2 separate regions of the Homo sapiens genome follow, and region 1 is linked to region 2. A link is a contact called in ENCODE Hi-C or POLR2A ChIA-PET data. All regions are on one chromosome and are shown on one strand. Each heading gives the region's core, a stretch centred on a gene start or an enhancer-like site at or near the end of the contact. The rest is flanking DNA. Distances are from core to core; before and after follow the strand shown. Region 1 holds the start of NFIB-AS1 (NFIB antisense RNA 1). Region 2 overlaps LOC101929507 (a long non-coding RNA gene).

Evidence for each region. A loop is a pair of places that touch in the nucleus more often than their neighbours do. ChIA-PET counts read pairs that join two places held with the same protein, here RNA polymerase II (POLR2A). Pooled maps may share reads with other maps.
Region 1: a pooled map shows a loop between it and region 2 (2.0-fold over the local background). The contact joins the promoter of NFIB-AS1 here to the enhancer-like site in region 2. A Hi-C loop is called at or near these places in 3 of 37 single-sample maps with no recorded cell type and 5 of 50 pooled maps. POLR2A ChIA-PET finds 5 or more read pairs at or near these places in 1 of 52 experiments (PC-3).

What each region holds. Positions count from the first base shown.
Region 1 is chr9:14,314,810-14,319,548 of GRCh38, forward strand. It overlaps NFIB-AS1 (NFIB antisense RNA 1), which reads left to right and starts at 2,278. Exons shown (of 2, transcript NR_186536.1): 1 at 2,278-2,536. It also overlaps a transcript of NFIB not described here.
Region 2 is chr9:13,960,681-13,965,722 of GRCh38, forward strand. The region is part of intron 4 of LOC101929507 (a long non-coding RNA gene); the gene reads right to left. Among named protein-coding and RNA genes, the nearest start is that of LINC00583, 35 kb to the left of the region's middle. Within about 2 kb of position 1,616, at least 3 of the 41 ENCODE cell types and tissues checked have a DNase peak (open chromatin) inside an H3K27ac peak, as active enhancers do.

The DNA.
Region 1 (4,739 bases), core at 1,028-3,527, 350 kb after region 2:
ATAGCTCTTCTTTCCGCTGCCCTCCCCACACCAGCACACACATACACACCCCCGAAAACCCGCCCTGGAAGAGGTATTTCGGTGCTCGCTGCGGACTCTTTTAAGCCGCGGGAACATCCGAGTGGGAGAAGCACCGAAACCGTCTGAGCCCGAGAAAGGAACGAGTGGAAAATTCCCTCACACCCAGGCCGCCCCCAGGCCGGGGCTGGGGCGCGGACACTCGCACCCGGGGCGGGCTCAGTCCGCGGAGCCTGCGGCTGCCGGGAAAAGGGGGAGGCCGAGCAGGCGGGGACCTGAGCGAACTTGGGCTCAAGTAGTTGGGGCGCGCCGGCGTGGACCAGGGGGGTGCGGCGCCCAGCCCCCGACGGCCCCGCCCGGAGCCCGGGTTCGCGGATAGGGAGGGGGTGCGGGTTCGTCCCGGGTCTGCCCACCAGGGGCCCGCACCCGAGGCAGTCGCGGCGCGCGGCGCTTCGCCGCGGTTTGCCGCCCTCCCCGGGGGTGCCCCGTGCACGTGGCCTCGCTCTGAGCGGGAGGACCGGGCCGAGCCGCCGCCGCCGCCTCTTGCTCCCTCCACCTCCTCCCCGCGCCCGGCTTCGCTCTCCTCCTCCTCCTCCTGCAGCCCCGCTGGCTGGCTCCCAATCCCCACCCCCCGGGGCCCGGGGCGCCGGCGGAAAGCGTCTCCCTACCCGCCCGGGTGCAGGCGGGGCGGGGCCGCGGCGCGCCCGGGGCTGCGGGGCGGGCCGGCGGGCGCGCGCGCGCCGCTGCAGCCCTCCAGAGGCTGCGGGCCCTGAGCCGCTCGGCGCCCGCGCCGGCTCCCCACCGCGGCGCTGCCCCGCCCCCACCCCGTCGCCCGTGCAGGCTCCGAGTGAATGAACTTGATTCCAGGGATTTTGAAGAAGGCGGTTCGCCTTGCACCCTTTCTGCACCCCCCGCCCACATACACACACCGCCCCCCAAATCCAGTTTTCTGCTTGGGGTGGATGGGGACGAGGGGGAAGCAAAGGCCTCCCAGACAATGGAGGGAGGAAAAGTGAGCGCCTGGGGCTCCGAGTCTACCTAGCTGGGGGATCCGGGGGGCGCTGGGGCTACCGGGTCCTCGCGGGCCCATCCCCAGGGCGGGGCCGCCCCGCTTCCACGGGTACTGCTGGGGCGTTTCGAGGCTCGCCCCCGATTCCCCGGTCCTCTTTCCACCGCTTCCCAGCTCGTGATCTGTCCCCTCAACTTTAGCCCCTCTCACTCCCTCTGGTTTCTGTCCACCGTCCCCTCTTCCCTCCCCCAGCGGACCTGGAGGAACCAGTGACTTTTTCCTTCACCAAGTGGGAGTTATCCACATCAAGCATTTCACAACGACACATCAAGAAAAGTAGGCAGGTTCAAGTCAACCATGAAATGGTCACTTTTTAACCCCGTCCTGTCCTCATTAGGGAAATGCTCAAACACAGTCCGTTTTCAAAGAGCGCTCTTAATGAGGCGAGCTTGCCAAGTTTACCAGCTGCAGCCCCCGTAAACCCAGAGCCCAAAGAAGAAAGGCGCTGGGGGGTGGGGAGTTCGGGAGGCCGGGGACGGGGGCTGCTGGGACTAGGAAGACAGGTAAAGTCGGGGAGATCGCGCGGACCCCTGCGAGTTAACCCTTTCGGCCACACGCCCTGGGAGCGGCCTCCCTGCGGTCCCCGCCCCTGCCCCGGCAAATCCTGGAGTCAGCGTTCTGACAACGTTAATTTCCTTTGTGCGGGTCATTTCTTCTTTTTGAAAAGCTGGGATAAAGTTGGCAGTCTTTATGGATGAAAGAAATGAGGTGACAGGGTTAATCCAAGTAAATACTCATTTCTCTCAGAAATTTTAGGCAACCTCATCTTAGATTAAACACACACAGACACACACACACAGAGAAACCACCAGCACGAAAGCATCACTTTGTATTGCACATTACACTGCATCCCCTTTCTCACCCTCACCAGATTCTGAGGGGAGGGGGTGGGGAAGCTCTACTGATAATACCAGCTTTAACTACTGCAGTTTCCCTTTGAACAAATATTCAATTTAACTGGAGTTAATTTACCATAAAAGACATTCCCCTTGGCAGGAATGCACTAATATCCTTGAACACACCTCTTTGAATGCCTGGACTCTCATAGAAGCCATTATTTCGGGGTCTCTTTAAAAATCGAGCGCCCATCTCTCCTTCTCTCCCTCCCTCCCTTCTTCCCTCCCTCCTCACCACACCACCCCCAGTGAAATCCTGGCACCCAGAGAGCACTCCTTTCAGCCTGAGAGCCCAGAACCAGCCGTTGTCCCCTGGCAAAAAGAGGCCCAGGGCTGAGCCCTGGGCAAGTGTCTCCCGACATCGCTACCCCTCCTCCCTTTATTAGTTTCCCTTTCCCAACAGAAACCATTTCCTTCTGCCACCAAAACTAGGTTGCATCCAAAAGTTTTTCACAAGCTTAAAAAAGAAAAACGAAAAATTGACAAGTATTACACAGAAGAGCCCACAAAAGCTTCAGCAACACCAAGGGCGAAGAAGCAGCGTCAGATCCAGGTAAGACCCCAGAGAAGTGAAGACGTCTGGGGCCTCCCAGGCCCATCACTTAGGGGTTCAAATCTCTTTCAATTGCCCCACGTTTGAGGGTGCTTATGGCTGGTTGCACTTTGATGACCATAGAGGATGCTTGATAGTTTTTGGTTTTGATTTGTTTCCCAGAAAAAGGAAAATGAGATAGGAGTATGGTGAGGCGAGGAAAACCAAAAAGGAATGAAGAGTGAGCAACAGAGACTTCCTGAAAAAGAAGGTTTATGGGGGTGCTCAGTTTCTATGGCTTTGACTGTCTTCTCAGGCCTTGCAGCCATGTGGAGAATGGCTGACACCCCCCAAAACACTTCTTCTTGTCCAGCCAATGCCAAGGTCATTGCAGGCCTTCCCTGGAAGAACTCTAGGGAGTTGTTTGGAAAGAGGGACTGGTGGATTTCGGTGCATGGGATGCCTGGCTTCTCTTAACACAACACTTGTCCACCACCTTTGGTTTGAAAATCTCAATCTTTTAAATCCCAGGTAGAAGGAGGAACTGAGAAAGTGCCTGCATTGTATTCACTTTCCATTTTTTCTAGCACGTCTGTGTCGTGGTATTAAGAGTGGAAATATCTCTGAAAAGCTTCTGATAGTATCAAAATGGGCCAAACACTTCTTAAACTTTGGTACTTACCAATCCTAAACTCTTCATCTCTCCCTCCCACACTGAGAGGGTTAAAAGCACTGGTGTGACAGGCCACTTTCATTCACCCCAAAACCTGGCTGAGGAGGCAGAAAGAAGTGAATGATTCTCTCAGCAACAGGAAACTCTGTTATTTCAGTATTCTTAAAGATCTCCTCCCTAGATCTCCTTGCTGCCTTATAAGGGAAAAAAAAAAGTTTCCTTTCTAACTAACAGAAAGTTTATTGATTTCTAAATAGAATGCCAGTGCTTCAGCTCACTGGATTTTTCAAAACCCAGTTGTATATTTGAAATAAGCAACGCTACCACATTTGAGCCTTTCACTACGGATCTCCAGAGAGGAGCTTGACATCTCAAGTATCTAATATTGTTTTTCTTTTAACCTTTTCCTTCCTAAAGAAATTGCAGCGACAGGTTGCAAATCCTGGGCAGTTTCATGAAAGATTTCTTGGAACTTAACAAAGCTGTCATTTCCAATACACTCGATGCCTTTTTTTTTTTTTTTTTTTTTTTTTGGCTCTTGCATGTGGTTTGCAAGAAGGTTCAACTATTCTACACACCCTGGCTGCATCACCAATATCAATATTTAAAAACTAAATGCAAAAGAGACAGATGACCTCCTGACCCCAGAAAGCAGGCCTGCAAAACTGCAAGTATCTACTGCACCATGCCCTGGGATCTTTCCTTTTTCCAAATGAACCACAAAAATCATACATGTGTAGTCTGGAAAACACAAATTTATATCCACAAGGAGGAACACCAAAAATCCACTCATAAATGCATATATAAACAATCAAGAAGTATTGAAAGTGCCTGTACTTGATGAGAATTGCAAAATCAATTTTACCAGCTCAGGTAATCAAATTACCCAGCTCTTAAACTACTACTGAGTACTACTACTACTGTCTACTACTCTTAAACAAAAAACAAAATCATACCCAGCCCTTAACGTACTACTGTCAAATTAGGGTAGTAATTTTTTCCCCACCAGAGAATTCACAACTGGTTAGTTTCCCCACCCCCATTGCTAGCCCTTTGCACTGAAATGAATAAATAACCTTGGACCTTTTTCTCCTCCTCTGGGAGCTATTTGGTGTCCCCTGAGGACAAAAGTAAATGAGAAAAATGACGCTGTTAATAATGTCACTGCCGAAATGCCTCTACTCCACTGTTTAAAAAAAAAAAAAAAGCATCCCACTAAGTGTGTCTACATTTCTAGCATATTTACAAGTTATAATACAGTTCTGATCTCAACACCAACTGAGCCAGATTCCTCCACTAAGGTTATCCGGTTTTCACTTCTCAACAGAGATGAGGCCAGTGCATCAACAGAGATTCCCAACACTGTAAGACACTTGCTTCACAGATTACAAAGTCAGCAGTTGCCCTGTAACTTTTGCATGATGTATTTTAAACTTTGAAAATAGAGGTAATAGTTGCCTCACTTATCCACAATGTTACAAAGGTTCCATATACTCTCTCACACAGTGTCTCTTGTCTGCTGATATTGAGAGAGTTGCAGTTATTGCTCTT
Region 2 (5,042 bases), core at 366-2,865:
AAAAGACATTTAAAGCCTTTCATTTGGAGATTTCAAAAACATTAACCAACATACTCAAATGCCCTTAAAATTCATATGGAGAACTAATACACTATGTTCTTTAAAAAAAAAAAAAAAAAAAAAAAAAAACCTTGTGGAATTAGAGCTGAGAATCCTTCAATAACCAGTTGTGAAAGTAAAAAACATAAGAATCAGAATTGTCACGGGAGCCTGTGATTTGTAAGAAAACCTTGAGAGTTCAAGTAGTTCATTTTCTAGCCTTCAAACAGTACTCTATTAAAAAACTGCCAATTTTAAAAAATATATTTTTTGGCCTCTGTATCAAATTGTCTGATGGATGGTGTGTAAGCAAAATGACAATAATCATAGTTAGCACATAGACACCATTTTAACACTTTTACATGTATTTAATTCATTGAGGCTTCATGATACACCTGTAATTTAAGTGTATCCCCATTTTCCAGTTGAGGAAGCTGAGGCTCAGAGAAGTTAAGTAACTTGCCCAAGGTCACAAAGCATGTGTGTGGCAGAGCCAGGATATGAACACGAGCATTATAGGTCAAGAGACTCTTGCCATGGAAGCCTCTTGGGGAGTGGGGAGAAGAATCACAAAAACTCCTCCCGAAATTGCATCATGGAAAAAATAATCCGATACATTTAAAGTAACCCTAAAGCTCTAATTACTTCTTCGTTTACTTGATTGGTGATCAAATTCCCTTCTAGCCTTCTGGGGAGGTTACTAAGAAGCTATGACACAAACACCACCAGCTACCCACAATCTGTGTTTCCTTTGGTGACCAGTCAGCTTCTTTATATTGTCTTCTTAAGGCCCAAATAAGGGCAAGGATTAGAGGCCTCCTGGCCTCCCAGCTGCTGCTCTCATACTCCCTGTCCTCTGGATCTCACAGCTCTGGTGGTCCAGGAGCAAAGAGAGAAAAATCACAAAGATGAAATTCTTCCCTGAGTTGAGAATAATGAGAAAGGTGTTGTGTCAACAACACAAACAAGGAAAAGTTGCCCTGAATCCCATCATTTATGCCCCCTGAGATCATCTGTGTAGCTCACAGCATACAAAAAGACCTGATGTTGAGCTCAGTTCCTGCCTTTGATGACACACAAATAGAAGTCAATTTTACACATTCACTGATTCTCCACATATTTATTGACAGTCTAGGGTAGGCTGGGTACTAAGATGGTTAAGATCCAATACTCATGCTTGAGTTCTGAGTTTAGACTGCTCTATGCCTTGGTTTCTTCCAGCCGGAAACAATAACTCTATACCCCACTTCTCCCCAGAGGTGCCACTCAGATTTCTGAGATATGAAAAATGTGGGAAGGAAAGTTCCTGCAAAGCCCCAATCCTTAGAAAAGCAAACTTCGCCGCCACAGTACACAGCACACACTCCAGAGTCGCCCATTGCCAACAGGCCAGCCAAGACACAGACTCCACCGGAGCGCTGGTGTCTCCAACTAATGGCCCGCTTTCATTCCTCTCTTCCCTGAACACTTTTAAACTTTTTTCTGGAGTCAACCCAAACTCAGCAGAGTTTCCAGATCTGTGGAAGTACAGCATGCAAGCAGCCCATTTCCTGACAATGCTGCAAAGCTTCAGGGAACACATTTTGTTATTTCCACATTTATGAGTCAAGCTGAAGCCCTGAACCTGACTCCTGACCAGGCTGTCCCCCACCTGGGAATGCTGCAAAGCTGAGGGGGGAAGGAAAATGGCACTGAACATGCACAGAGAAGTTAATAAAAATAAATGTTCCAATGGCTGCCTAGACAAAAACATTGGCATCCAAGGGGTCTCTAAAAGGGACTGAGGTGTGAAGATCATTTTCTGAGCCCTATTCAGGTTCTTCCCATGATAACTTGTTCTGGTGTGATTGCAAAGAAAGCAAAGTTTCAGGAAATGTGGCTCAAACTAAATGACACATTCTCTAAATGAACCTTTTCTTTCTTAAAGCAACCTGAAAAATGAAGCAAAGGGACTATACATTATTTCATCAATAATAAAAATGTTTAAGCACTTAATATGCACACAGCATCATGCTAGGCACTGTGAATGGTACAAAGAGAAATGTAACCATTGAACAAATTATTTTCAAATACCTACAAGGTGTCAGACATTGTATTAGCTATCGGAAATGAAAACACAGGTAACGCATGGCTCTAGCCCATTCTGCAATTTTTAATCAGTTTTAAAGCAACAATGGGAAAAAGAAAACTGGTCATGCTGACTGCTGGTATTTAGGAATAAGGAGAAGTTCTTAGATCTACTATACTTTTTCCATTTTCTTGAGAAATAATGTTGATTGGTTGAGGTGGTTTGTCAAGAAAAGAAAGTCGTCTTTTAGTTGATAAGGTAATTAGGAAGGAAGGAGTCCACTCCACTTCCAAGCTGTAACTAAAATTTTCAGTGGAGGAAAACAAATTTATAAAGATGAGTCAAAACCAAAACTGAACACTGATAGAGTGCTGGTTCCTACTGAACTTCACTGCAACAATACAGCTGATGCTGTCAGTAAGGATGGTGCTGCCTCATATTGCAAGTTGGTGTTTGTTATAGATATGTAATGCAATGTCAAGTAGGACTTTTCTTGTTGCACTGACATTTACCTAAGACCCAATCTGAGCACCTGACAGTAAATTTATCACATTCTAATTTCAAGGAAATTCCCTAAGAGTTATTGAGAGGCACCAGAGCAGAGCCAGCCCTGCCAACAGCCACCTCTCTCTCCTCCCACTCTGGTTCCTATGAAAAGACGACTGAGAAGTGAGAAGTGTGGGACTTCCCACTCAGAAGTGGGAGTGCAGCATTACTCTATGCAGTTAGTTCCTCCCTTCTTCATTGCAAAAGGGTTGTGCAGTGCTACATTTTAGTGCGAAAGAAACCCCTTGCAGGAAGCTGTAAGACAGTGAATGGCTGAAGGGCAAGAGCTATTATGGTATATAGGAAAATAAGCTGGAATCAGAGTTCCCCAGTCAGGAAACTGTGGAGTGAGAAGCTTCTACAGAGACTCTTGAAGAACCACATAGGCAACCCACAACAGAAGGAACACTTAAGATATCTGCAACGCAGCCGGGTGCAGTGGCTCACGCCTGTAATCCTAACACTTTGGGAGGCCGAGGCGGGCGGACCACCTGAGGTCGGGAATTCAAGACCATCCTGACCAACATGGGGAAACCCTATCTCTACTAAAAATACAAAATTAGCCAGGCGTGGTGGCGCATGCTACTCGGGAGGCTGAGGCAGGAGAATTGCTTGAACCCAGGAGGCTGAGGTTGCGGTGAGCCGATATCGCGCCATTACACTGCAGCCTGGGCGACAGAGCGAGACTCCGTCTCAGAAAAAAAAAAAAAAAAAAAAGATACCTGCAACACAGAGAGGCCATTAATGGATACCATAATCACCCAGCGCCTTCCCACCTCCCACTTGGACAAGAGGGGAAGAACACAGAAGAGAAAGAGGTAAGATGATCTTATAATTTGTTGTGCATACCAAGACAAATGGTGAGAGTTGCTATTAATAACTACACCAGGACAACAGGCATAAACTGGAACTATCCCTGGAAAAGTGGCTGGGCGCAGTGGCTCATGCCTGTAATCCTAGCACTTGGGGAGGCCGAGGTGGGTGGATCACCTGAGGTCAGGAGATAGAGACCAGCCTGGCCGACATGGTGAAAACCCATCTCTACTAAAAATACAAAAGTTAGCTGGGCATGGTGGCGGGCACCTGTAATCCCAGCTACTCGGGAGGCTGAGGCAGGAGAATCCCTTGAACCAGGGAGGCGGAGGTTGCAGTGGGCCGAGATCGTGCCACTGCACTCCAGCCCAGGTGACAAGAGCAGAACTCTGTCTCAAGAAAAAGAAAGAAAGAAAGAAAGAAATACACAAAATACACAGTAAAAACACACAAACAGTAAATGAAGTTCAAAATCCATCCTTCTCTGCTTCTCAATGGGGGATCTGGAGTGAGCGACTTAACCTCTCTGAGCATCAGTTTCCATGTCTGTAAAACAAGAATCATATAATTGCCTTAGAGAGTTGTGAAGTGATATAAAAGCATCTAGAGAGATGCTTGACAACAAGGGCTAATTGTGTTGTGGTCAACAAAGGCTAGTCTTCAGTTTCCCTCTCCTCTACTCTGCCATCATAACACTCCAGAGTTCTCTGGAGAAAGAATGAGATGTGCTTAACAGACAAGACATAGCACAATGAACATTAATTTCTTTCCTACTGACCCAGATGCTGAGCTGCTGTGCAGCTGGACTCTTGACAGTGCCCAAACTCTGTGCCATTTCATGTCCATTTTTTGCTTTCCTACATGGTCTAAGACCTTTGAACCAAACTCATTGTGAATGTGTTTGTGTGTGTGTGCACACGTGCACACACACACACATTAGGGGCAGAGGAAGGAGAAAGTTCTAGGACCCCAAAAATTATACCCCCCCCCCCAATGCTCACACCCCCGCCCAACTCAGAAAAGAAAACAGGTGAAAATGATTTAATCTCAGGAATGGTAAGAATTAGTTCTTGTGGGGTTCAAGCAAAAGGAAATTCATATATGCTTTCTTTCTCCAACAAAATCTCAGGCACAGGCAAAATGGATTTAAAATAAAATCAGGTTGAGTATATAAAGAAAAAAAAAGGTAAGCAAACAAACAAGGCACAACGTTCAATCAGAGAACTATGTAGGGAAGAAGTAAATCCACCTTCCTCGTGTGGGAGATAGGAGTGGGTATTTATGACCACATAGTAATGAATGAGTCTAAACTCCTCTCTTGCATCCATGTGATTTCTTTAGACATTTCCCAGTAGAATATATTTGATATTGTGCAGTGGCCATTCACCTTCTCACCCAATAACACGTGTTGAGCAACCTCCATGTGCCAGACACTATACCAGGTGTTTTACATATTTTGGCACATTACAGTACATATATGGCATTGTAGGGCACAAGAGAGAAAATGGTTGACTGCATCAAGGTAGGATTTGAAGCAGAAGCAAATCCTAAAAGAAAGACCATTATAGTATTAAAA